5 separate regions of the Homo sapiens genome follow, and regions 2, 3, 4 and 5 are each linked to region 1. Evidence: chromatin contacts called from ENCODE Hi-C or POLR2A ChIA-PET data. All regions are on one chromosome and are shown on one strand. Each heading gives the region's core, a stretch centred on a gene start or an enhancer-like site at or near the end of the contact. The rest is flanking DNA. Distances are from core to core; before and after follow the strand shown. Region 1 holds the start of SNX25 (sorting nexin 25). Region 2 overlaps FAM149A (family with sequence similarity 149 member A). Region 3 has its middle 17 kb from the start of MYL12BP2. Region 4 overlaps SORBS2 (sorbin and SH3 domain containing 2). Region 5 overlaps LOC105377582 (a long non-coding RNA gene).

What was found. Hi-C counts contacts between places; a loop is a spot of excess contacts on that map. ChIA-PET counts read pairs that join two places held with the same protein, here RNA polymerase II (POLR2A). Pooled maps may share reads with other maps.
Region 2: a loop to region 1 is called in a map with no recorded cell type, with 8 times the contacts of the local background. The contact joins the enhancer-like site here to the promoter of SNX25 in region 1. A Hi-C loop is called at or near these places in 3 of 37 single-sample maps with no recorded cell type and 5 of 50 pooled maps.
Region 3: a loop to region 1 is called in a pooled map, with 2.4 times the contacts of the local background. The contact joins the enhancer-like site here to the promoter of SNX25 in region 1. A Hi-C loop is called at or near these places in 1 of 37 single-sample maps with no recorded cell type and 2 of 50 pooled maps. POLR2A ChIA-PET finds 5 or more read pairs at or near these places in 1 of 52 experiments (GM12878).
Region 4: a map of sigmoid colon shows a loop between it and region 1 (2.8-fold over the local background). The contact joins the enhancer-like site here to the promoter of SNX25 in region 1. A Hi-C loop is called at or near these places in 1 of 168 maps with a recorded cell type or tissue (sigmoid colon), 4 of 37 single-sample maps with no recorded cell type and 5 of 50 pooled maps.
Region 5: a loop to region 1 is called in a map of OCI-LY7, with 3 times the contacts of the local background. The contact joins the enhancer-like site here to the promoter of SNX25 in region 1. A Hi-C loop is called at or near these places in 1 of 168 maps with a recorded cell type or tissue (OCI-LY7), 12 of 37 single-sample maps with no recorded cell type and 5 of 50 pooled maps. POLR2A ChIA-PET finds 5 or more read pairs at or near these places in 1 of 52 experiments (HepG2).

What each region holds. Positions count from the first base shown.
Region 1 is chr4:185,207,925-185,213,113 of GRCh38, reverse strand. It overlaps SNX25 (sorting nexin 25), which reads right to left and starts at 3,516. Exons shown (of 19, transcript NM_001378034.2): 1 at 2,859-3,516. The coding sequence starts at 3,287. It also overlaps a transcript of CFAP97 not described here. RefSeq lists silencers at 2,708-2,897, 2,968-3,127, 3,238-3,817.
Region 2 is chr4:186,148,927-186,154,165 of GRCh38, reverse strand. It overlaps FAM149A (family with sequence similarity 149 member A), which reads right to left. Exons shown (of 14, transcript NM_001395294.1): 2 at 4,883-4,993; 3 at 4,462-4,600; 4 at 2,121-2,263; 5 at 396-521. Among named protein-coding and RNA genes, the nearest start is that of FLJ38576, 40 kb to the left of the region's middle. RefSeq lists a silencer at 4,033-4,228 and an enhancer at 4,247-5,239. Within about 2 kb of position 3,985, at least 9 of the 41 ENCODE cell types and tissues checked have a DNase peak (open chromatin) inside an H3K27ac peak, as active enhancers do.
Region 3 is chr4:184,328,603-184,333,672 of GRCh38, reverse strand. No RefSeq gene overlaps it. Among named protein-coding and RNA genes, the nearest start is that of MYL12BP2, 17 kb to the right of the region's middle. Within about 2 kb of position 2,037, at least 20 of the 41 ENCODE cell types and tissues checked have a DNase peak (open chromatin) inside an H3K27ac peak, as active enhancers do; they include GM12878, where a contact is called at or near this core.
Region 4 is chr4:185,729,173-185,734,449 of GRCh38, reverse strand. SORBS2 (sorbin and SH3 domain containing 2) reads left to right here. Exons shown (of 27, transcript NM_001395207.1): 3 at 296-351. Among named protein-coding and RNA genes, the nearest start is that of SORBS2, 80 kb to the left of the region's middle. RefSeq lists a silencer at 4,872-5,069. Within about 2 kb of position 3,914, at least 8 of the 41 ENCODE cell types and tissues checked have a DNase peak (open chromatin) inside an H3K27ac peak, as active enhancers do; they include sigmoid colon, where a contact is called at or near this core.
Region 5 is chr4:184,280,891-184,286,663 of GRCh38, reverse strand. The region is part of intron 1 of LOC105377582 (a long non-coding RNA gene); the gene reads left to right. Among named protein-coding and RNA genes, the nearest start is that of MYL12BP2, 31 kb to the left of the region's middle. RefSeq lists enhancers at 2,869-2,988, 3,129-3,388, 3,789-3,838, 4,789-4,938, 4,959-5,028 and 3 more. Within about 2 kb of position 4,148, at least 15 of the 41 ENCODE cell types and tissues checked have a DNase peak (open chromatin) inside an H3K27ac peak, as active enhancers do; they include OCI-LY7, where a contact is called at or near this core.

The DNA.
Region 1 (5,189 bases), core at 2,267-4,766:
GATAACTATTACACTATGAAGTATTCAGAAGCATTTGAAAACCTCTAGACATAAAAACACCCTTTCCCTTTTCAGTGAGGTTTCTCTAGTTGCCTATGTTTAACAGTGTATGCATTTTTTTCCTCTACCAAAAGAAGTCAAGAAGAAAAAACAAGGGAAGGAAGGATATACAGCTAGAAGGACTGATCCCAGTGTCTGACATGTCTAGCTCACACTAGGAGAACTCAAAATATATAAGGATAAATGAGGATTCTCTTCTTCACGCTGAATCCAAATTTGTGTAGCAGTCACTGTTATTCTAAGGAGCTCCATTTGGTTCACTGCTAAACAGCCTCCCCCTCCACATATGTTAGCTGACCTGTGTGGTCCAGCTCCCACAGCACTGACTGTAGATATTTTATACTACACCACATGCTTCTGCTTCCCACTCTTCCATTCATAAAGAAGAGAACATTTAAAAAGCACACACAGCCAGGCACGGTGGCTCACGCCGATAATTCTAGCCCTTTGGGAGGCTGAGGCAGGAGGATCACTTGAGGACCCTGTCTCTACAAAAACTTAGCCAGGCGTGGTGGCTTGCACGACAGAGCAGACCCTGTCTCAAAGCAAAAAAAAAAAAAAACACACACACACACACACACACACACACATCACACAAATTATTGGAAATACAGCACTAGAGGCTTGAGTAAACAGTACCAGTACTACAAAGAAAATAGAATTTTATGTGAATGACATGTATTTCAGTTCTAAGCAATATATAACTTAGAATGTAATTTCCTAATGCACTTAAAAAATTTAAAAAAAAATTTTTTTTTTTTTAAGAGGCAGGGTTAGGCCAGGCACAGTGGCTCACGCCTGTAATCCTAACACTTTCCGAGGCTGAGGAGGGCGGATCATTTGAGCTCAGGAGTTCAAGACCAGCCTAGGCAACATGGTGAAACCTGTGCCCAGCCCCTAATGCACTTAATTTCTTATTTAAGGCTATTTTAGGAATTCAAGGACAAAAATAATTACCAATATTCATTTTCCTTAGATTATACTTCCCCTCTTCTATTACCTGAAATCTTCGGGTAGTATTCATGAGAGATTTATACATGCTGCTTCATTTTCTCTGTCACCTTTAAAATACTATTTTCTCCAACTCCTCTACTAAACAATCTTTCTAGATGATAATCCACGTTTTACCTACCCAGAGGTGCCAGTGAGCTGGGAGATTTGCGGGAATGCATTTTCCAGGAAACAGAGTGCTAACCCACAACAGGAGGCTTTCAATGCCCTGGGAGATGGTCTGCAATACCAGGACTTTGATCTTGACCTAACCCTCTAAACTTCCTTCCCTCACCTACTAGTCCCTCTTCATCTCTTACCTCTTAATCACTGTTTCAAAAGCATTTATCACTATCCCACAGTATTTATTTATTGCCTGCTCCCCCATAAGATCTCCAGAGAGCAGGATATTTATGTGTCCTGTTGATTCAAACTCAGCTTCCAAAACAGTACCTGGCTCACACAAGATGCTCAATAAATATTTACCGAATGAATTATAACATCTTACAGTACTCAAGAACTAAGACATATTTTATTGATCAACAAACAAACTAGTAAAATCTCAGGGTCCTTACTTGCCATGGTAGAAAAAAAGAGGAGAGACATATCTGCTCCGCAACTCCTGCTAAATGAGATATGAAAAACGGATGGCTAAGTGGAGATTTTGTAAGAGAAACCAACTTTACTAATTTTTGAGACCACTTCTAAAAACAGGAGTTGCCTGCTCCTTAATATACTGCCTTGTTTATCAGCCTACTGAGCGAAATGTCTGTTACCTACTAATGCCTTCCGCCATTATCTCAGCGCTGCATTCTGAACTAACACACTCAGAGTAGTTTGGTGAAGTGTGGTGCTTTCTTTTAAAATAAAGGAGTGAGCAGGTCATGTGATAAGCAAATACAAACCCTGGGGACAAATGATCATTAACAAATATTCTTATGAAGTTGAGCCACTGCCATTTATCTTACCCCAAAGCGCTTGGGCAATTTCATTAGAATGATGGTATCACTCAGTCAAGCAGTGAGTGTTAAGCTGGGATAGAATAAAGTTCCCTTTAAAGGATTATGAGAAGGAATGTGGAAGAAAGATGGGGCAGTGGGTTTGGCACTGAAGAAGAGAAGCGCTCATTTAAAACACTGTTCTTTCCTACATTCCCTAACCCCCGCCCTAGTGTCCCACAGCGCGCTGAGGATGGCTTTCCTTTTGTTGCAAACCAGTGATTTCTGGCATCCCCCTTCCAAATCACAGAAGCCAGCGGGGACTGCACAACTATAATACGTATCCGCATGGTGGAAGGCAGGATAGGGTGGTGGGAAGGGTACGCGGGCTTGGGGGTGAGGCGCTGGGCCAGGGACCGAAGCAAGTTTCCTCATCGGCAAACGGTCATAAAGTTGCCTCCCACCGAGAACGGCCAGAAGAACCAAGCGGATCGCCAGGACCGTGCGCAGAGCCTGCACGTAGCGAACGCTGTGATTCCCTTCTTCCCCTCCCACGGCAAGCGACACCGAAGGTCTGGGGACACCCTTAGGGTTGTGACTGAGGATGGTTGTCGAGTGACTACAGAGCCCAGTAAATAACGCGCATCTCCTCCAGCACCGCGGAGCGCGGAGCCCGGAGCCCGGAGCCCGCCGCGCGCGGGCGCCGGGGAACGCTCGCGTCCACGGCCGGGCCCGCAGCCCAGCCCCCTGGCTCCCGGCTTCCCGCTTCGACAAGGGCATGCCGCGGCCCCCCGGAGCTCGGGGCGCGGGAGCTGGCACCGGAAGCGGGGAGGGCCGGCGGAGCTGGGCGGCCAGGAGTCGGGTACTTACCCCCGGCGGGCGGCGGGCGGCTGAGGTCGCGGCCAGCCGGCTCCAGGCGGCGGCGAAGTCGGGCGGCTGGGCGCGCGGGCTCCGGCAGACGAGGGCAAACAGGATCCCCAGCAGGAAGGCGGCCGCCGCGCAGCTCAGGTACAGGCTGAGCCTGAACAGGACGGAGCTCAGCCCCGCGGCCCCCGCCGCCTCCCCGCTGCCGGGCCCCAGGAAGGAGAGGGCCACGGCGGCGAGTGCGGCCACCGCCACGGGCTTCCACCAGCTCCGGCCGCCCGGGGCCCCCGGCGCCGCCGCTGCTGCTGCCTCCGCGTCCCCCGGGGACTCCGGCCGCCGCTCGCCCCTGAAGCCCGAGACAGGACGGCCGCCGGCGCCTGCGGCCCGCGCGGGGCTGGGGCCGGCGCCGCCACTGTCGGTCGCATCGGGGTGCATGCTGCTTCCTGGGCCGCTAAGGACAGGCACATCTCCTGCCCCCCGGTCCCCCGCCGGCGCTCCGGAGGCAGGGGGAGCCCGCGCTCATGCCTCGCCCGCGGCCCACCGAGGGAGCGGCCCCCGCAGACGCCGCCGGGCCCCTCTCGGCGACCCCTCAGCGCCGCCACCAGGCGCTGGGCCCGTAGCTGCCGGGCCGGGCGCAGCCAGGGAGCCCCACCGTGTTGTGACTGAAGCCTGGCCAGCCTGACGCGGGCGGGGCGGGGCCGCCCTGAAGTGCGTGTCGGGCGGGGCCCGGAGCCACCGCGGCCGCTGAGTGACAGCCGGGAGGCGCCCACCCACAGCGCGGGGGCGGGGTCCGGGCCGGGGCCCCACGGGGAGAGGGCGCGACCCAGCGCGGTGCACACCTCTCTTTCCCACGCTCCCCTCCTCCTCTACAGGATGCCGTCTGTTCATGGAAAATTTTGCTGCAGGTGTCAGCGGCGCTGGTAATTCCTGAGCTCAGGTGATCCCGTAATTCTCCCTCTCCGCTCATCACTGACGAGTAACCTCTTCGCTTTGCTTACAGCCGGCAAACATTTCTGCCTGGTTTTCACTCGCTATTTAAATAGGCAACCGTTCCCGAGACTCCCTGTCACAGTTTCTAACGACCTTCCCTTTCCCACCCTGCCGCCTTAGGGAAGGAATCAGACACGTGCGGTGGAGTAAGTGAAGCCTGCAATTCCTAGCTATGGAAAGGTCCAAAGAAGTCGGCCTGGTGCAACAGGGTGCACGCAGCTGCCCATAATCACTTTGGCTCCACTTCTGGTTTTTGTTTTGTTTTGTTTTGTTTTTTGTTTTTTACCAACTATTCAGTTCAAATGCTATCAGCCACGCAAAGGAACGTGGTCCAAATAATTTTTAGAGTATATATTTGCCTTTTCTTCTGTCATAGTCCCAGCCAGTAATATACAGATAACGCTTGCTAAGTAGATGCCAATATGCTACTTAAACACTGGCAATTACTGCTAAGACTAATAAAGAAGCAGATGTAGCTTTTGCTTTTAGTATCAATTGGTATTCATGGGCATTTCATTCTTTCTTTCTTTCTTTTTTTCTTTTTTTTTGAGACGGAGTCTCTGTTGCCCAGGCTGGAGTGCAGTGGGGCGATCTCGGCTCACTGCAATCTCTGCTTCCTGGGTTCAAGCCATTCTCCTGGCTCAGCCTCCCGAGTAGCTGGGATTACAGGCACGCACCACCACACCTAGCAAATTTTTGTATTTTTAGTAGAGACGGGGTTTCACCATATTAGCCAGGATGGTCTCAATCTCCTGACCTCGTGATCCGCCTGCCTCAGCCTCCCAAAGTGCTGGGATTATAGGTGTAAGCCACCGCGCCCGGCCTCATTTCATTCTTTCTTAAACCTTCTAAGTCAGAAATGAAGAGTGCCTCATGCTAGATGTGACTTTGCCATGCCAAGGGGATGATCAAAATAAGTTACCAGTTTCCTTTCTCCTCCTTTTTTAAGAAAATAGGGGCGGGCACGGTGGCTCACGCCTGTAATCCCTACACTTTCGGAGGCTGAGGCGGGCAGATCATGAAGTTAGGAGTTCAAGACTAGCCTGGCCAACATAGTGAAACTTGAACCCCGGAGGTGGAGGTCGCAGTGAGCCGACATCGCGCCATTGCACTCCAGCTTGGGCAACAGAGTGAGACTTCGTCTCAAAAATAAAATAAAATAAATAAAGCAGTATGATTAATTTTGAAGAAGCCCTTTTGCCTCTAAAATAGTTGTTAATTTTCACCCAATTGGAGCCCCTCAAAGTGTACCCTACCAACCCAAATTATTCAAATAAAGCACAGTGGCTTGTTATCAACAACAACCAAATCTATGTTTTTTGATCATTTACATGCCGAGGACTGTAT
Region 2 (5,239 bases), core at 2,736-5,235, 940 kb before region 1:
CAAAATCTGCTAGTGAACAGAAACGACAGGACAGAGCTTCATTTCTCCTGCTGCCACCGCCTGGAGGCTTATAATCCATCACAGTGAGGCGGTTTCCATCCTGCACCCAGTCCACCTTTCACAGCGCCTTTGGAACAAACATGGAAGGTAACTACCATGTGTGTGCATGTGTGTTCCATATATATATTACACATCTCTCTATATACACACATATACACCTATCATCAATTCAGAATCAAAAGCTTCTTATAAAAATTGTTCTCTGTACCTGCCCTTCATCAGAATCTAAATTTCCAAAATGGGTGGAGCCAAGGCTTATAGATGAGATAAACATGAAAAAGTATAACTAAAATACAGCTAACAATACTTTTTGAGAGTCACTTATCTGAACATACTCTCTGATGTTGCTGCTGTGTCCGCAGGCACTGAGCGGGGGTCTGTGGACTGCGGAGGCAGGAGTGCTGCCCTGGAAATGCTGGACGCCTTTGTCAGTGGGCAGGATCAGCTGTCTTCCTAATACTCTGCGAGGTCAAAGAGAAGCTACTGACATTTTTGATCAGACAAAGGGAAAATGTTTGGAGATTTTAAAAGTAGGAGACAATGATTTTGAAGGCATGTGTATGATAAGATGTGTATGGGAACGTGGGAAGCATCACGCATCACAGAAGTGTGACTTTGAGAGTTTAGGCCAGACTGTTCTTCCACTGACTCAGTCTCAGGCAAGGTTCTCAGGCTAATTTCATTTGTTTGTCTTTCATTTGCAAAACAGGATAATAATGGTTACCTTGCAGGGCTGATGAATGGCTTAGAGATCATATATGACAGACTCAGGTGTCTAAGGCAACACTGGGCACAAAGAAGCCCTCCATACATATTAACTAATACACAGTTAAACACAAACATAACAAGAATACAAATATATAAATATGCACACTTGGCTTATGTACCTGACAATCTTTTCCCACCTTCCCTCCATTTCTATCAATGATGTAAGACAGCAGTGACAAGAATAAGTGTGAGCTCCCGAATTTCTGGTGAGTGATCATCCCCAGAAAAGTGAGTATCCACAACTAGTATCTAGTGGACATATCATACTCTTTAGGGCAGGTGGCTTATTAAGGGTTGAAAAGAAAAAAAAAAACAACCCTAGTTGGTCAAGATTTCTGTAAAAGTTACCTAGTGAATGTAACCAGGAAATCCAGCCACATTTACATGAGTGTTCTGATTCATTCTCCCCAGACAGAATCCACAGGAACTCAGGTAACTTTGATAAACTGTCCCCCAGTACGTTGGCTGAGTGACTGAAAGATAAGCTTGCCTTTGGCCGGGCGCGGTGGCTCATGCCTGTAATCCCAGCACTTTGGGAGGCTGAGGCGGGCGGATCACGAGTTCAGGAGATCAAGACCATCCTGGCTAACACGGTGAAACCCCGTCTCTACTAAAAATAAAAAAAATTAGCCGGGCGTGGTGGCAGGTGCCTGTAGTCCCAGCTACTCGGGAGGCTGAGGCAGGAGGATGGCGTGAACCAAGGAGGCTGAGATTGCAGTGAGCTGAGATCGCGCCACTGCACTCCAGCCTGGGCGACAGAGCAAGACTCCATCTCAAAAAAAAAAAAAAAAAAAAAAAGCAAAAAGAAAAGAAAAGCTTGCCTTCATACCCAATCCATATTCTCCATCTTTGATATGAAAAGTAACACATGCTCCTCCCTACATAAGGAATGGGTGAGATGGGAAGACCCATCTATCCAGCCGTTCAGCAAATCATCTCTGCCCACCCTCGCTGTGTTCTGTGATGAAGACAGACATGTGCTGCTCACACACAGTGAATGTGAAGGTAAGAGGTGGCCTCCACCATTCTTGCATTCGTATATGTGTCATGCCCTTCTCAGGATGGCCTGAATTTGCTTCTCACAAATTAAAAGGCGCTTGAGTACTGGAATGTCTCAGTATTTCCTCAGACGCCGTAAGAGGAAAGTGATCTCTCAGTGAAGGACTGCGCTCTGCATCCATATTCTGACTGGGCAGGCACTTTCACACCAAATGTACTGAATGTATCGAGGCAGGTCAGGGGTGGGTGCTTGGAAAACCCACCCCAGAGAACTTCCACCACCAAGGTCCCACCTCAAATGGAGGGATCTTCTTGTCCACTCCCCGCATTCGGCCAGCAGACTCTGGGTCTGAGGGTTCACTTTCCCTTCAAATAACATTTCCTCCACCTCCCAGAGTAACCGCTGCACTGACTGTGAACTGGCTTCGTCAAATTCCTAAACAGAAATGCACACTTGGTTACAACACTGCAAGTTACAGAACTGCGGGCTTCTGGATCAACGCTACTTATACATTTACTGTCACCCACTATGTAGGAGGGTGCATCACTTGGTAAAAAGATGGTGGCTTTGCAGTCAGACACACCTGTGCTCTAGCTGTTACCTTTCTGAGAAATGCCATCTCATTCTGAGCCTCGGATTCTTTTACTGTTAAATAGAGAAAACTTCTGCCACGGAAGTTATGAGACTCAAGAATTTGCATAGATAGAGGTATAGATGGACGTGTTCATACTGCCACAGACATCAGCGTAGACACACAGACACGTCCACATCTGTATGTCTGCAAACACAGGCAGCTCCTCACAGAGCTGTGCCTGACACACCTAAGCACACCTGCAAAATACAAGATTTTTTTTTCTTCTGGTGATACCACAGAAAAGAAAATTACTTTTGTAGAAAAGGCCATTAATCTCCTTAAATCAATGAACTGGAAAAAAAAATCCTTAGTTATCCTAAGAAGTGTGGTTATTAGGGTGAGGCCTGAGTATTAATGGAAGTTATACGAATTTCCCTGGTAATTCCATTAAACGTTGTACTAAAAGAATCCTAGAATTTGGACAGAGTAAAGCAGTGGTGCTCAGCCTTCTACCAAGGAAGGCGGGCTTGAGGGATGGTGGTGAGTGGGCGTAAGGGAGAGGAAGGAGGCAGCTGCCCCTAAGTAAGGGAGCTGCGTGCGTGAAAGGTCCTCCTAGCAGTGCTGAGCTGAGTCCCTTTCAGACCCCCTCGGTGCACCTGCCCTGCCGGCTCCCCTGAGAATCACAGCTGCACAGCTGCGGACAGAAGCGGATTCCCATGTGCAGTGGGAGTGGGGAACCACTTTTAAAGAAAGCAAAGAGGCTGGGCGCAGTGGCTCATGCCATGGGAGGCCCAGGCAGGCGGATCACAACGTCAGGAGTTCGAAACCAGCCTGGCCAACATGGTGAAACACCGTCTCTACTAAAAATACAAAAATTAACTGGGCATGGCGGTGCACACTTGTAATCCCAGCTACTCGGGAGGCTGAGACAGGAGTATTGCTTGAACCTGGTAGGCGGAGGTTGCAGTGAGCCGACATGGCACCACTGCACCTCAGCTTGAGTGACAGAGCAAGACTCTGTCTTAAAAAAAAAAAAGAGAGAAAAGGCCGGACGCGGTGGCTCACGCCTGTAATCCCAGCACTTTGGGAGGCCGAGACGGGCGGATCACGAGGTCAGGAGATCGAGACCATCCTGGCTAACACGGTGAAACCCCGTCTCTATTAAAAATACAAAAAATTAGCCGGGCGTGGTGGTGGGCGCCTGTGGTCCCAGCTACTCGGGAGGCTGAGGCAGGAGAATGGCGTGAACCCGGGAGGCGGAGCTTGCAGTGAGCCGAGATCGCGCCCCTGCACTCCAGCCTGGGCGACAGAGCGAGACTCCGTCTCAAAAAAAAAAAAAAAAAAAAAAAAGAGACAGAGAGAGAGAGAAAGCAAGCAAGCAAAAAACAACAACAACAACAACAAAACACCCAGCATAAACGAGGTAAAACAGAACACCCAAGGTGCTGCAGCCAGGTGGGCCTTAAAAAGGAGGGCTGTGTCCTGGGATCCACGGAGACCCTTGGAGGGAGGGGGAGGGAGGAGACTGGAGCCAGTGAGCTCCTGAGCAAGCTGGAGCAGTGGAGGCAGAGCTCGCCCAGCCAGAATCCCAGGCTCACACAGACAAAAGCAGTTCAGAGGCAACAGCGCCCCCAGCGGTAGGGGGTGAAGGTGAAATATCCGACTGGGAATACTGGCGGGGAGTTCTCTAATCACAGTGGCTGCCACAGCTTTTACTTTTCCAGCATTTCTTTCTTATTCAAGTCCTGAATTTCCGGCCATGGATACCATCCAAGAAGTCACAAGGAGCACACACCCGGAGAGCCGGCTGCAGGGTGGAAACAAGAAAACTGCGGGCAGCTAAGACGGGGCCAGAAGGTCACGAGGGAGTTCTGTTTTCCTCCACGGTTCGTGATCTATTATTTTCACATGTAACATGTACATGCTTTTACATGTATGTACATGTATGTATGCAATAGGTCATGCTTTTATAATTGGTAAAAATAATTTTGAATATAAGGAAGCAACTCTTCACTATAAACTGTAATTACAAGATTATCCAAAATATTCTGAGACATACGTCATCTCTCCAGGAATAAACGGAGCCCCTCTCCGTGGATGAGCCGGTGGTAGAGCTCTGTGTGGCCGACCCAGACCAAGAGGTGTGGGCTCCCGTGGGTGTATGGCTTCCGCTGGAGGAAAAGGATGACAAGGATTTGCTGCAGGAATGAACATGAGCAAAGAAATCACATTTGCTGGAAGGGCTTGGATGGCTAAGTGGCTTCACTTTTCTGAGCCTGCTTCCTCTTTCTTTCATTAAATATATTTATTAATTTCACAGTATACTAATTTTGAAATATTTTTACAGTGTGATGTTTACACTAGGTTAAAAATAAAACTGCATCTTACTTTTAGAAATTCATGGCCAGTCACTAACTTCCTTCCCACATTTGTTACGGGCATTTTGTGATTTTGTAATCTGAAGCAAGGTGAATTCTTACCAGGTATATTTATCAATGGCTTTCTGCACATTTCTTGTAAAATGCGTAGGTAAAGAATCTTTGCTCCTCACAGTAAAACCGTGCCTTCTACGTCCTTCTGACAGTCCTCTTCTGGAAATAAAATAAAACATGACGAGTCTCCCTAATGTAATAATATAGTTTTATTCATTAAGACTTTTAAAATTTCTCTTTTATACAAAGTTGCTCCTCTCGTTCTGCCACATCCCTCCAAACCCACCTGTGCATGAGCGCACACACACACACACACACACACACACACACACCCCATCCTGATGAAACTGAGACTTAGGATGTCATCATTTTTCTTTTTCTTAAAATCAAGGTTGCCATTAACCT
Region 3 (5,070 bases), core at 788-3,287, 880 kb after region 1:
TTCTGCTCTGAGTATGTGATGCGCCTCACTCTCCTTTTGCCTTCCACATGACCGGAAGTTTCCTGAGGTCTCCGGAGAAGCAGAAGCTGCCACGCTTCCTGTGCAGCCTGCAGAGCCGTGAGCCAATTAAACCTCTTTTCTTTATAAATTACCCAGTCTCAGGTATTTCTTTATGGCAAAGTGTGAACAGACTAATACAACCATGAACATAAAAATACTCAGTAATAGTTTCTGAATTATGGAAGGATTAGGAAAAAAGATAAATGTTCCATTTTTGTTATAGAAATGTATCTACTAAATTGTTACATATTATAGCTAACTTAAGAGAAAAAGAAAAGGGGTTCCTTATGTCCAGAAAATAGAACATTAAGAACAAGCAATGTTCCAAACAAAAAGCCATAAAAATTATACTCCTTCTTTAGTTGATTCAGTCCTATGTAATTAATTCTTGTTTTGCTTGATCATGGGTTAGCAGTTTCATGAACTCAACTAGAGTTTCGAAAACCCTCACTCAGTCCAGCAGTATGATATTCAAGTTTTTTAGGCCATGTCAGTATCAGATGGGGGCTGGGGAGGTTGATGGGTAGAAAATTATTAAGAGAAGTAATTACCAAGAAAAATATCAAGGGGAGGGGAATTCTTGCTAAACTGACTTTAACAGGATTCTTGCTGAAGGCAGACCAGTGTGGTCAGAGGTCAAGGTTGAGGGACTCTCACTAAATTGGCTTAGCAGGATCCCTGCTAAAACTGGACTAGGCAGGCTGAAGCCTGGGTCCAGGGATGAGTCCTGTTAAAAAGAGGGCTGAGAGGGGCCTTCTAAAGTTTGGTCACTGAGACTGTCTTTGTCAAGGGCCCTTCCTATGTAGTATTTATGACGGTATTTTGTCTGGCATTAATAGAGTTAATATTGTGTGCCTTTCACAGCAAATCAAAAAATATCAGAGCATTTAAGAGTATCAAGATATCATGTTGACCTTGGAACTGATAGCTTGAAGCAAAAAAATAAAAAAATTGCTGCTTAATTCCTCTGATAAGCTCTTGAAATAACTGAACTCTAACCCTGGTAACCGTCACCTACTTCACAAGGTTGATGGAAGGCACAGGTAAGAAGAGAAAGCCATAACTGTTTGAAGATGGGCAGATTCTGACCAAGACTCCAGACTGTAAGGCCAGGAAAGAGAGAGGGCTTTCCTAAGTCTTGAGCCCAGGTGTATGCCTGGATCCCCAGTCTGGGCTCTGGCAAGAGACAATCAAAGATCCCAGCAAAAATATTACACTGTTCCAATTCATGGTTAAAAATGTTGGCATAGGTAGTGGTATTTATCTCTGGGTTTTTAATTGACAACCAGGAGCAGCGAGTTAATATTGAAGAGCCCTATTCAGGAATGAATATACACACTCCAGGGGTGGTCTGTTGGAATTTGAAAGACTATTAAGAGGCTCCTCCTTTGGGAGGCCGAGGCAGGCAGATCAGGAGGTCAGGAGATCGAGACCATCCTGGCTAACATGGTGAAAACCCATCTCTACTAAAAATACAAAGAATTAGCTTGGTGTGGTGGCACACGCCTGTATTCCCAGCTACTCGGGAGACTGAGGCAGGAGAATCGCTTGAACCTGGGAGGTGGAGGTTGCAGTGAGCCGAGATCATATCACTGCACTCCAGCCTGGGCGACAGAGCTGGACTCGGTCTCAAAAAAAAAAAAAAAAAAAGAAGAAGCAGCTCCTGCTCTAGAGAGTCAGCTATAAGAACTTCCTCTATCCTCAATGAACACCAACAGCTTTGCTATCTGGCATAATGGATTTTAGGAGTCATTTTCATTGGTGAAGTAAGAGTTGTTCAAAATATTATGGGCTGACTGGAAGCACTGTATCAGATTGCATCTCCTTGCATAAACAGGGTATTATGACCTAGAAAGCCTAGTGGATAATGTATGCCCTTCCAAATGCTGTCTCTGGTTTGGGATTTGAATCAGGACTTGTATCCACAGCTCATAGAAAGGTTCCTGCACCTGACCCTGACTAGACATGAAGCTAAATCATGCTGTTCGAGTACTGTCACATCTGCCTTAAGTGAATCTGTTATGTAAGGCACCTGTCAGTGTGCCAGCAGAACAAAGCACCAGTACTTGGTTGAGTTTACAGAACTGGTTGTACCACGTTTTTGAGCCTGCTGGCTTCTAAATGTTTATTTTATGGCCGAATTCCGTCTGAGACTTGCTTTCATTGTAACATACCACCTGGTATGAAGCTGAGGAGACCTATAGCCCTCACCTACATCTATTATGGGCCCACATACATGTGTTTGTGTTTCTTAGCTTAGGGAGGTTTCAGAAGCCCCGAGGCTGGAGTAAAGCATGGTTACGGACTCTTGTTGTAGCAGAAATGTTGCTTACTGTCTTTCTATGACCCTTTGTATTTCTGTGTATTGGTTCTTCACCACTAATAATAAACCGCCTCAGTTCTTTTCTTAGAAGGACGTTGAACACTAACTATACGGCATTGAGCTAGGGATGAATTAAAGGGGAGCTCCCTGGAACTCCAGGAACTGTTTTCAAAATGTGCCTGTTTGTGTTTATATGGTAACGTTTGGCTGAATCCATTTCACCTTCTGAGTAACACTTAAGGCAAAGCTGAAATTCTTGCTGTCAACAAAACCCCCAAGACTACAATTTCTACCCAGCCTCTTTCAAAAAGCATGGAAAACCTCCTCCATTCCAGCTTATTTTTGCATTGAGGCTGGTATTTCATTTGTTTGTTCTTTCGCTTTCTTTAAGCACCACTGCCCAGCAGTGTGGCGTGAGTACTGCTTGCTTTCTGCTCCCAGTCTCACTTTTTTTTTTTTTTTTTTTTGAGACAGAGTTTTGCTTTGTCACCCAGGCTAGAGTGCAGTGGTGTGATCTTGGCTCACTGCAGCCTCCACCTCCTGGGTTCAAGTGATTCTCCTGCCTCAGCCTCCTGAGTAGCAGGGATTACAGGTGTGCACCACCACACCCAGCTAATTTTTGCATTTTTTGTAGAGATGAGGTTTCACCATGTTGGTCAAGCTGGCCTCAAACTCCTGACTTCAGGTGATCTGCCTGCCTCAGCCTCCCAAAGTGTTGGGATTATGGGCGTGAGCCACCTCGCCTGGCCCCAGTCTCTCATCTTTGTACCACACATATAACTTTGGTTTTGTAAGTAAGAAAATGCTTACTCCTTGCTGTTGACTACACTGTGAGATTCCTTTTGAGAACCCCACAAATAAAGTCAATACAACCATCAGGAATCCTTAGACTCATTAAAATTCCAGACCCTGTAAAAACAATATTTCCTGTTGAATCTCAACATGAACAAAGAGTGATCAACTGAGAGTCAAACGTGACTGTGGGATGAGTGAGTTTGGACATTAACCACATGATGTGTAGAGGAGGCACATCTCTTGTTGACACTCGCTTGTCCATGTGACACTTCTGCTTTCCTGACACGCACTCATGGATACCACGAGTGTGTGTGTCATGGGAAGTGCACGCCACCGAGCGGGCGCGGGGGCTGACCGGGCTGGGTCACTGCAGTGAAAAGTCATGTGGAAAAAGCTACCATTCATTTAATTGTTTTCACTTCTCACCTTGAACTCAGCTTTGTGACCACTCTGTGAAAACAAAACCAACACAGGTATCCTGCCACAGAATCGCCATGTGTTAAAAGATTCCACAGAGGTGTGACTGGACAGCAAACAGCGTTTTTCAGAGAGCTCCCTGTTAGTGGCAAAATGAACATTCCCTTAGGAGGGCAGATCCCTTTTCTCAAAAGGCCAGAGGATGGGGATGCGGAAGGGGGTTGACTGTCTGATTGGGATTTATGCCAGTGGAATGCAGCCAAGTTGTGCTTATAAAGGCCTTATTCTTCCTCAGGTCAGAGCAGTACTACTGGGAGAGCCAAGGCGCTTCTCTGGATGCACTCAACTACAGGGATCTTTCTTTTGTACATGCTTGAATATTTACCATTAGGTTTGATGTAGTGGAAAGACTCCTGGATTTGGAATCGGAAACTCTGAACGAGAAGACACTTATTTTGTCACGGTACGGGAGGAAATGTATCTTCCTTGCCCATCTCAGGTTCAGGGCTGAGGCCCATATAAGAAAAGACAGATTAAGAAGAGAAAAGTATACACATTTAGTTAATCTAAGTTTTACTTGACACGGGAACCTTCATAAGGAAATGACCCAGAGAAACAGTTCAGCCTGGCTTCTTTTGTACAACAGGTTTGACGAGAAGTGGCCAGGTGTGCGGAAACGTGATTGGGGAAAGAGTGTGGTCTGATGGGAATAAACTGGGGGAAACTGAGCAAGGCCTGTTTGTTCAGCTTCTTCTTTGTCTTCAGAAATAAGGATGTTCCCTTTCTCCGGGTCTAGGGAGGGCACCGCTCACAGGAGGGTCTTACGATGACCTGCTTCAGGAGAAGGTCAGAAAATCCTTCTTAGGTTTTACGACCTGATTCAGCAGGCAAGGTGAGGGGAAAGGTGAGAGGGAGCTTCTTGCACGTGCCATCTCTCAGATTCCTTCAGCTTAAGATATTCAGTGTGTCAAGGTACCACAGTTTGGGGTAGCATGTCCTGAACCCTGTCATTACTTAACCATTCTGAGCCTAGAGCTGTCTTTTGTAAAATGCAGATAATATCCCACGCCTTACAGGACAGTTCAATCAGAGGAATAAATAAAAGTGCCTATGCAGGTACCTGGAGCATAGTACATGCTCAATAAATGTTTTTGCTCTCAATCTAATTTTAAAATTAATTATATCGGTGTAATCCTTCCATAGCTCTTATTTAATTTTTATGTTTGACTCCCCAAGGAGGTTGTAAATACATCCTAGAGGGAAGGGACCTTAGATTATCTTTTTATGAAAAGTCAACAGCAGTAAGTGAAAGAAATCACTGTACATTAAATTTTTTTGTCAAATGAATGTCACTGCTTTCTAAAAGTACTTAAAAAACACTGATATTATGCAACTTCCTCCTAGCTCTGGAGACATCCTGGAGGTTACCCTTATGACTCAACTAAGAAAGCCCCTCAGGACTGAGGATGGGACAA
Region 4 (5,277 bases), core at 2,665-5,164, 520 kb before region 1:
CTGCTTCACCCCCACCTAAAACCAACTCTGGGTAAAACAGCCCCAATTTCCCCTTTTCTATATAATTAGCTAATGGTGACTAATTGTAGTATGTAACAAACTAAAAACAGTAAGTATCCACCCAGTTTCCTTTCCGCGGTGTTTGTTCTGAGAAGTAGGTAGGTATCAAACTGTGTAAAGAAAAGAATATATGATGATAACGTTGTCCTCAGTTTGATCTCGCCGCTGTTTTGGTTGTTTTGGGGAGTGTGGGGCAGACCCCACCCACCTATTTATTGTGACATTTCTTTTCTAGAGCGAGAATAGGACAGACTCGTATACCATTCTGATCTGGGTGCATTTCTTCAGAAGGTACGCTGTCCTCACGGGAAACCGCCCGCCACTGCCTGGGTTTGGGGCTGATGAGGCCAGGAAGAAACTTAATGCGTGCACTCTAACAAAAAGATTTCCCAGTAAGTTAAGAAAATAAGACGGTGGGCACCAAAGAATATGCGCATGCCCTGACATCTCCTTGACGTTCACGTACGTGCCACTCCCAGCAGCATGTCTGTCTTGAGAACCTGCACAGACACCCTTGATTTAGGCTGATTGATTTGCAAGAGGGCAGGGGAACATCAGAGGAAATGAGGCCAGGAGAAAGCAAGGATATCAAGAGAACTCGCTTTTTTCTCCCAGAGTGATTGTTTTTGAATTCTTCACTCTGCCTTATTTCAGAGTGGAATAGCAAGCTGTAGGTCTAAGGCACATGGCGAAGAAACTGTAACTGATCCCCTTGTCCTAAAGCGCCTTCCTTCATGCTGCTTCTCCCTTCCCATGTAGTGTCTACCTCTTCTAGAGGATGCCTCTTGGTCACTGATGCTTCACCGGGGACCAGGAACGCCCTTATCCCCAAGCACACACCTTGTCTCAGCCCCTCCAAGCCCCTCCAGCCCACCAATGTGCAGTTTCCTGCTTCTCCACCTGGCTCTGCCCAGTGGGGCTCCAGAGAAGCACGGGATGGGCCCTTGCTCCAATGTCACTGTTCGCTGTTTCGGGGCCAGTGGGCGGACCCCCGCTGGCCTGCTGGCTCCCAGGCCTCCTGGCTCTCTCTTTCTGAAATCATCACACTCAAGGGTTATCTGGATTTTACCACCACCACATATCACTCATCTAACTCAGCATGGAGAAACTTACCCAAATCTATCTCCCCAAAAGCAAATTTATTTAGCTCTCTTACCCCTTCAAGTAGCACTGGTGCAGTCTTTGGATTGCAAAAGAAGAGACACCTAGAGGCTCTGTTTGAGCCACTGTATCAGTTTCTAGAGCGCTGCAACAAAGTGCAACCAATTGGGTGGCTTGAAACAACAGAAATCTATTGTCTCACACTCTACGTGGGGGTGTAGAAGTCTGAGATCAAGGTGTCAGCAGGGCCGGGTTGCCTGTGAAGGCTCCAGCAGCGAATCCTTCCTCACTTCTTCCCACTTCTGGTGGTTGCTGGCAGTCCTTGGCTTATGGCAGCATCACCCATCTCTGCCTGCATTGTCTCGCAATGTTCTTTCTATGGATCTGTCTCCAAATCTCTCTCTCCATGTAAGAATACCAGTCATTGGATTTAGGGCTCACTTTTCTCCAGTATGACCTCAATTAACTGGATTACATCTGTAAAGATCCTGTTTCCAAATAAGATCGCTCTCACAGGTACTGGGGGTGAGGAAGGACTTCAACATACCTTTTTGGGGAACACCACTTGCCCGCAATAGCTACTTTTGGATATTGGGTCATCTCTAAGCAAGAAGCAGCTCCAAATTGTCTACTGTAAGCTCAACACACAGCCTTTGGTTCCCAAACCCAACACTCATCCCTTCCCACATCTGCAGAACTGACCCACTCTGCAGGGGCCCCAGGAGGGGGCCTAATGTCTGTGGGGCAGGACTGACCCATGTGGTCCAGGCTATTTCTGAGTAAAGCCAGAACCCAGAGGACTAATAACCCCTCACAGTCACATAGGCACTTTGGTCTCCCTGAGAAATCATGAACCTCTAAAACCCTGGAAAATATCTATATGAATATCCACATAAGCCTGGAACTTACTTTTTCCTAAGTACTATGATCATGCTTGTAATAGGTGACTCTTCTCTGACACTCTCTCGGTCACACTTTGATGCTCTTCCTATTCACACATGCTATTGAGATTATCTTCCAAGGGAATGAGTTTTTCTAAAGCCTGATGTGTCCTCTTGATTGTTCTGACTTTGGAGAGTGACGGAATGCCTGGGAGTTTACTTATTCTCATGCACATAATTGAGAAGATCACCCATCTCCACTGAACTTTCCATCTTCTACTGATGCATTACTTTCAAAAGGAAAGGGTTAACTTCCTCAGTAGTAAATCAGGTTTCACATGTGCATATTTTGCAAAAAAGGAGGTCAGATATTGGAGCACAGACATCAGATTTTGAAATTTATTATCCACAAGTTACAATAATAATTTTGTGATACTCTTTGTCCTCCATCTGCACACTGATTTGATTGTATATCTAGAGTGAGACAGAGAAACAGACATATATATATATATATATATATATATATATATATATATATATAGAGAGAGAGAGAGAGAGAGAGAGAGAGAGAGAGAAAGAGAGAGACAGGCAGGGAGGGAGGGAAAGAGATAGGCAGGGAGGAAGAGAGAGAGACAGGCGGGGAGGGAGGGAGAGAGATAGGGAGGGAGGGAGAGAGACAGGCAGGGAGGGAGGGAGAGAGACAGGCAGGGAGGGAGGGAGAGAGGCAGGGAGGGAGGGAGAGAGATAGGGAGGGAGAGAGATAGGCAGGGAGGGAGAGAGATAGGCAGGGAGGGAGAGAGAGAGATAGGCAGGGAGGGAGGGAGAGAGGGAAGGAGAGAGATAGGCAGGGAGGGAGGGAGAGAGGCAGGGAGAGAGGGAGGGGGAGAGAGATAGGCAGGGAGGGAGGGAGAGAGACAGGCAGGGAGGGAGGGAGAGAGACAGGCAGGGAGGGAGGGAGGGGGAGAGAACACTTTCTAAAAGCCAGTGCTTGGTTATTGCATCAGAGAATCTCACTGAAAAAATAAATTCCAAGAGGCTTAGTTAGGTATGGCAGGGCAAAGATATTTTATAAATATTTTGGCAAGTAGAGACAAGAGAAAATGATGCGTGAGGTATTTTCAATAGAAGCCAATTGAGCTTCCTCATTTGCATGAAGCATCTGAGCTGTTTTCCTAAGTTCCAGTTCCTCCTCCTCAGGTGGGCAGCCTTACAGCCTCTGCATTTGACTCTGTCAAGATGAGACTGTAGTAAAGTGAGCTCTTTGTATCATTGATGAAAGAAAGAAAGGATTTAAATTAACCATTGGGACTGAGTTAAAATAAAATAAAGCTATAAAAAGATCATGGCTGCTTGACCATGAGAAAAACCTAGAAAATAGTCATTTGCATGAGTCATTTGTTCCCCGAGAACAGCATTCTGTTGAATGGTGTCCATGAGGAAAATGCTCAAATAGATACCATTGGTTTTTTAAAAAATTATTTCATCAGTAACAATGCAATTTGGGTACAGCCTGATCTGCAGCTACGTCAGGCTGCAGCCTTTTGAGGCTTCACAATGGCTGATACATACTCACCTGTTCCCAGCAGGCAGCCAGGTACCTGGATGTCCAGCTCCAAAGGCACAGCTGCATTTAACGCCTGGACCTGCCCAAGTCTGTGACCTCTGGGACTCTAGGGGCTGACCTGTTCCCTTGTTCTAGCTCTGGGATAGCCCAGTGCAAACTTACTACTGCAACCCGGTTGTCCTCTCCATGGCCTGCAGCTGTTCACCCAAGGAGTGCCTGAGCATCCTTTCTTGGAGGAACTACAAAGAGACTCGCTCAAGGACTTCCTGTCAGCAGCAGAAATGCTGAGTCATCAGTATTCTGTTACAGTTCATTGAAAGCAGTGCTGACAGTGGTGCGGCCAGATGGACAATAGTGAGAGCTCCAGGGCCCCAGCTCAGTGCTGCACACAATGGGTGACACCAAAGAAAAGCTTTTATTAAAATAATACAGTCTATAATGAAGAAATTAAATTTTACAAAACTTCAACCCACTCTCCAGATGATTAAATGAATTATTAGGAATATTTCTTTTCCAAAAAAAAAAAAAAAAAAGAAAGTATATTGACCTTTAAAAAAAAAAAATTAGAATTACACTTTCCTGGTTTGTACCTTGTACTTGCACATCATTGTTTGGAGAATATTTTTCCATATCATTAAAACATTCTTTGAAAATGTAAACTTCACAGATCGAGACCATCCTGGCTAACACAGTGAAACCCCGTCTCTACTAAAAATACAAAAAATTAGCCAGGTGCCGTGGCAGGCACCTGTAGTCCCAGCTACTCGGGAGGCTGAGGCAGGAGAATGGCGTGAACCCGGGAGGCGGAGCTTGCAGTGAGCCGAGATGGCTCTACTGCACTCCAGTCTGGGCGATAGAGCAAGACTCCATCTCAAAAAAAAAGAAAAAAGAAAATGTAAACTTCACTAGCTACAGAAGGAATTAGACAGTAAATAAGTAAATTACAATACACCCCAATGACAGAATACGAAACATTGATATCTAATGTTAGAGCCAAAAGTTCTTCTACACTGCGTGTTATATTTTTCTCACTTCCCTGAAAAAAAATTACATAAGTTGTACTGTACAAGAAATGTTTTCTTTTCTCTCTACAAAGTAGATCATGATAATTCTAAACTTAGGCAGAACCATCTGGAATCTGAGTCATTAGACTAAGTAGAAAGAAAAAGAGGAAAAGTAATGAAGCACTCCCCCAGGAAACTGAAGAGCTGTACTATTCCTTGTCTTTCACAGAGTAGAAATTAGGGAATCTGAGCAAATGTTAGACTGGATGATTTTCTGGAACTAACTGACCTCGAGTACACAGATCCACGTGGCTACAGAACTGTGGTCATCACTAGACTGGACAGTGAGGAGTGTTCTCCCCACATCAGCTCCATAAGGACGAAGCAGGCAGAGGAGGCCCTGAGAGTCTAGTTCCCCTTGTTACTTATTCAGAAAATGGAAATACGGATGGAAACCCTGTCTATAGTTCCTTACAGGGCAGTCCTCTGAAACCGGGGATTTGCTGAGCGGGCCCAGAAAGAGATGAGTAGAAAGTTAATGAAAAAACTAGATTTTCTCTCATTTTAAAATATGCAGACTTAAAAGTTAGTAGCACATTACCCTGAACAAGAGTTTTACTTGTTGAATACCAGTGGAACTTATACTTCACCACATAAGGAAATAAAG
Region 5 (5,773 bases), core at 2,899-5,398, 930 kb after region 1:
TTTAAAATAATGCATTGAGAAACCAAAACTTCTGGTTCCGGCTCTTAAACTGGCAGAACAATGATGGAAAATCAGCCAACTTTTGTCTCCCCCTTCAGAAATGTTGCTGAGCACATCTGGTTCATCCTTTCCCTGGCCTCCTCCTCACAGCCGTTTGGTTCCTACGGCCTAAAAGTGTGTTGTGTAATTACTGCTAGGACTTTCTATCTAGTCACCGTAAGTTTTGCTGCTGGCACTTTTACTTGGATTTTTAATTTGGATTTGCATTTCTTTTACTTGCTTGTGTACCAGTGCCAATTAAATTATAATACAATGGTTTCTTATTACTTAGAATTTTTATTTTAACTTTGCTTAAAGTCTCTTTTGGACTTAATTAGATTCTTAATTATATAATCATTTTTATAATCATGTTAGCATTTCTGGGCAGTCAAGCTGTTTCATGACAGTTAGTTGACAAATATTGATTGTAGGGGGCTGCTGATTTTAAGATGTCCTCAATTTCATAGACGGCAAATTGTGGGTTGGTGGGGAACATGTCTCAGATTTGATGAAACATGGGACATCACAGAATATCTGAAAGACTAAATTGAGAGTCTAGCATACAGAACACTCATAGCGTCTATTTTTTGGTTCTTCATAAATGTTAATTCCCCTTTCCTTCTCCCAATACTCAACTTTAGGTGACTTGACTAACGTACATCTTCCTCCTGCAAAAAGCAATGCAGAGTATTGGGGAATAGTCAACAATTGTAAAGGTTCCCCAACTGCCAGTTTCTACAGACCCTGGTTCTTCCCTTATTCTTACCTGTGTGGGTGTCTATCTGACACGGCTGGAGGAGGGTCTGAGGTCTACCTGCTGCCATGAAGTCATGAACATGTGAATCAGAATGCTATTAGGTTTAGGTATAATATTGCTTCTACTGACGCCCTAACCTACAGAGTAACGCTTGACACAATCTCATTTTTTGGGGGATGTATTTCTTTTTAAAGAAATGTGTATAAATGTATGGTGTACAAGTGCCATTTTGTTACATGCATAGATTGCCTAGTGGCCAAGACAGGGCTTTAGGGTACCCATCACCCAAATAATGTACATTGCATCCATTAGGCAATTTCTTGTTATCTACCCTTCTCATGCCCCCTCACACTTCTGAGGACCTATTGCCTATCATTCCACTCTCTACATACATGTGGACACAATTTTTAGCACCCACTTATGAATGAAAACATGAGTTGTTTGACTTTCTGTCTGGCTTGCTTCACTTAAGATAATGACCACCAGTTTCACCCATGTTGCTGCAAAAGACATGAAGTCATTCTTTTGATGGCCAGATAGTATTCTATTGTGTAAATAACACATTTTCTTTATCCAGGGGATTTTCTTCTTCCATTGATGGACATTTAGGTTGGTTCTATAGCTTTACTATTGTGACTAGTGCTACAATAAATGTATGAGTGAAGGTATCTTTTTGATAAATTGATTGTTTTCCTTTTGCATAGATACCCAATAGTGGAGTTGCTGGGTCAAATGGTAGCTCTATTTTTAGTCTGAAAAATCTCCATACTGTTTTCCATGGAGGTTGCACTAATTTATATTCCCACCAACAGCGAATGAGTTCTTTTTTCTCTATATCCTTGCCAACATCTGTGATTTTCTGTCTTTTTAATAATAGCCATTCTGGCAGGGTAAGATGCTATCTCATTGTGGTTTGGATTTGCATTTCTCTGATGATTAGCAATGTTGAGCATCTTTTCATATACCTGTAGGACATCTGTATGCCTTCTTTTGAAAAAGGTCTATTCCTTTTTTTTTCTTTTTTGCATACTTTTAAAAGTACATTAAGAGGGGATTATTTGTCTTTGTTGTTGTGTTTGAGCTCCTTGTATCGTCTGGATAGTAGTTCCCTGTTGGATGAATAGTTTGCAAATATTATCTCCCATTCTGTTGGTTGTCTGCTCACTCTGTTGATTATTTCTTTTGCTGTGCAGAAGCTCTTTAGTTTAACAAGTCCCATTTGTCTGTTTTCGGTTTTGTTGCCTGTGCTTTTGAGCTTGCAGTCCACAATGTCATTTCATGTGAAATAGTACCGGGGAGAGCTTTCCAACCTTCTCCATGTCAAGGCACATACAAGAAATGACACATTAGTCCAGCCACAGGGGTCAGCGTGGAGGCTCCTGGAGACCCATCCTCCTACCTAGGCCGCAGGAGGACGCCTCTCACACTGCAATCCCCCTGCTCCTGCTTAGGGCAGAGAAGAAACTCGCGGTGTTTTTTATTGGAAGCACCGGAATTACTGGACTTAGGATGTCTGTCCCAAGAAGGGGAGGAGCAGGGGCGGGGACATCCCTGGCAAGGGTGACGTTTGAGGAAAAACGGCAGGCTGATCTGGCCAAGCTGCTGGGCACCCCTGGTCTACCCGGCCCGGGAAGCATCAGGAGCCTGTCAGAGGGGACCTGGTGGCGGGCACCTGGATGGCAGAGGGAGGCGGACAACAGTTCCGGGACAGCGCGCTCCCATCTCCTGCTGTTTTGAGAGCCTCTTCCCCTGCTTCCTGCCCCAGAAAGCCCCATGCCTTCCTCGGGAAGGTCACTCACGGGTAAGCTCAGCATGGCTGTGACGGGTCTGGGTCCGGTGATGCTCAGCTTGGGAGACTCCAGAGAACCCGCACGTGGGGCCTAGTGCCCGCAGACACCCGTGGGGTCGGGGGTACTGTTTGCTCTCCAAGCCACCAGCCAGGTTGTGCACAACGCCAGGACAACTCTTCAGGGCTGAGACACGTGGCTTCCCTGGGCCCAGCACCTGGGCAGCACGTTCCGTGTGTATGCCCTGAAATCACACCAACGCATGCAGCCAACCCCGAGACTCAACCCCAAGGCCAGGACACGGGGCCAGTCCTGGAGCAGCACAACGGGGTGCCCAGCTGTGACCCTGCCTACCCGGAACCCTGAGTCTGGTGGCACTGGAGGCTCAGCATCACAATGATCCTTTCTTGTGTTACCAAAAAAAAAAAAAAAAAAAGTTTAACAAATACAGGCCATTGTTCTTACTTTTTAAAAAAAGGACTGACTGCTTAGGGGACTGCAGCCATTTAGCCCTGCCTGACCTCCAAGAGTGAAGGGGCAGAGTCCCCACCTGTCACCATCTGCAGGACAGCCATGCGCCGCTGCACTCTCTTTGGCTGAGAACCTCCAGCATTGGTTATAGGCCCCACTGTGGACCCAAAGTGAAACTCTGAAAATAGAAATAAAGCAGCTCATGCTCCAGCAAACAAATACTATGATTTCTGTCTACTGAAAGAAATGAGTAATCAACCTCTCAAAAGTCAGAATTCAACTACAGCATGTTCACAAAACCACTCACACTGCCCCCAGATGGGCACAGATGTTGACTCTGCATCTGTTCTAATTTTCCTCATGAACCTGTGCCCACTGGGGTAACAGGAAAAACAAACTGAACTGTGTTTAGCATGAGCTGGTAAACTTAGTCTGTTTGCAATGATAGAAACTACTCCAGCTTAAAACAAACACTCAGCCCCTTAGCAGAGACGTGCAGATGTTCGGATTTGATTGCCCTCTCCGGCTCCATGGCAAGGTGAGGCCTGTGCTCTGGATAGAGTGACCATCACAAATCATCTTCCAAGACGGGCACTTTTTTTTCATTTTTAGAAACAAGTGCCTGGTTTAGAATGCAATGCGTGTAAAAATAATGCAGTGCTGTCCGTGTCCCCAAACCATCCTCAGGTAACCGTGGTTAGCAGTGTCCTTCCAAATATGCTCCCTGCATAGAGGAACCTTGCACACATAGGTGAGCTTTTTCTCATTATTACTTGGAATTACAGCATGCATCTTATTCTATAATATTTATTTTTTAACCACTCAGGTCAGATCAATCCGAGATGTGTTTGAGAGAGAAAGAGGGCACTATTAATAATTATGCCAGTAGAGCAGGTGATGTTTGTTCACCCTAGTTAGAGAGGAGAGGTGTGGCTTAGGAAAACTCATGGCAGAGCAGACAGTGAGGCCCAGTTTGTATCCTGTATTGACATGCCAGTCTGTGCAACAAAGCGGCTGGGTTGGGCCGCTTCCTGCACTGTTGCCCTCTGAGGTGTGACTGGCCTCCTCTGGCCTTTTGGGGTGATGCACTGCAGACCACGGTGGAGTCTGAGGACCCGGAAAGTGTTTTCTGGTTTTGATGACTGATTCACACTAAGGCTTGTTTGAAGCCGTCTGAGATCTCTGTGTGCCAAGGCATCTCAGTATGGCTGTGTGCCCTTCATGTGGCTCGGGGAAACTGTCAGGACTCCAGGGTGCGACATGCAGGCCCCTGCACCCTACAGCCCCGCCTTGGGTTTAACTGTCATCCACTTGCACTGTTTTGGGTGTGGTGCTGAGCTGGAATTCTCTGGGACCAGAAACTTCCCCTTCCTCTGCCCAGAAAAGTGGACAATCAAGGTTCCCAGGCTCACTGATCTGGGTATTTCTAAAGCCTCTCTCTTCCTGCTTGAGAGCTGTTTCTGTCCTCAGAGAAGGGATAAACTGAAATCCCAGATTTTGTCATCCTTGATCTCCCTCTCTTTCCCTTCCTCCTGCAACCTCTCAGTTCCAGAAAATGCAGGCTGTCCATTTCCTCCAAGTCAGAACCTCCTGCTAAGGATGCCACTGAAGGACTGGAGGGATTTTTCTAAACTGATCCGGGCCTATGATGTGGGTCATCTAATTTGGTTTTTGACCTACTAAGAAAACCAGAAAACCCTCTCAATAGCAATCTGCTTTCCAGCTGATTATCTTACTACAGACATAAACAGAAATTCAACGTGATGGTCAGCGTTGAGCAGAGATGCCACGGTGTTGGTGGGTACTGCTTTTCCCCTGAAGCGCTCCACTCCAGTCTGTCAAAGGGCAGCAAGCCTCCAGTAGTTACAGAAATGGTAACATTGCCAAGATCTGCTTCATCCTTTGGCTGTTGAACGGGTGGCTTATGGCCCCTGAGCTCACGACAAGGAAAGAGAGAAAGAAAAGTGAAAAAGAGGGCCCCCACCACCTACCTACCTGCTGCTGTTCCAGCTCATCAAAAACAAAAGTCTAAAACAGTGGCTGGAAAGTACCTTGCATGATCCCTTCACAGAAACAATAGAGAGGAGCAGCTGCACAGGGACCACGGGACACCAGGCAGACATTCTCCCATTGCTTCTCCTGCCTTTAGCATCCTTTTATCTTGCTTCTCCCATAATCCAAGCATCAGATCCCATTTCCCTCTGAATTCTCCTACTTCTCCCAGCACTTTATAAAACCGAGTCCTGTCCCCAGAGCCCCAGGTCAGTGCTCCCGGCACACCCAGCAGGAAACAGCAGGGTGGGGGCCAGGCAGTGGGTGGAAGGGGCACAGGAGTGGGAGAAGGCAGGCCTGGGGCTGAATCTCGGTGCAAATGCGTGAACTGCAACAATTTATTTATTCCGAGTCTCAGTTTCCTTATTTGTAAAATAAGAATATTATCATCTACTTAATGGGCTGTGGGAGTTAAATATGCTCAGGAGTGTGTAACTGATTCTCTGTGAAGAAACCTGTCCTTGTGTGAAGAAGCCAACCATGCTTTTGTGAACAAATGTGCACCTGAAAGAGCCAATCCTTCAAGATAGATCCTGAGCTGCTAACTGGGCCTACGTTTATAACAGAGCCAAGCGGCCCTTTGCTGGCTAGAGGTCACAGATGTACTCTGAGTTCTGGGGAAACCTACACCTATGTTTAACTGTGGACTTTCAGAGCTTGCCTGAAC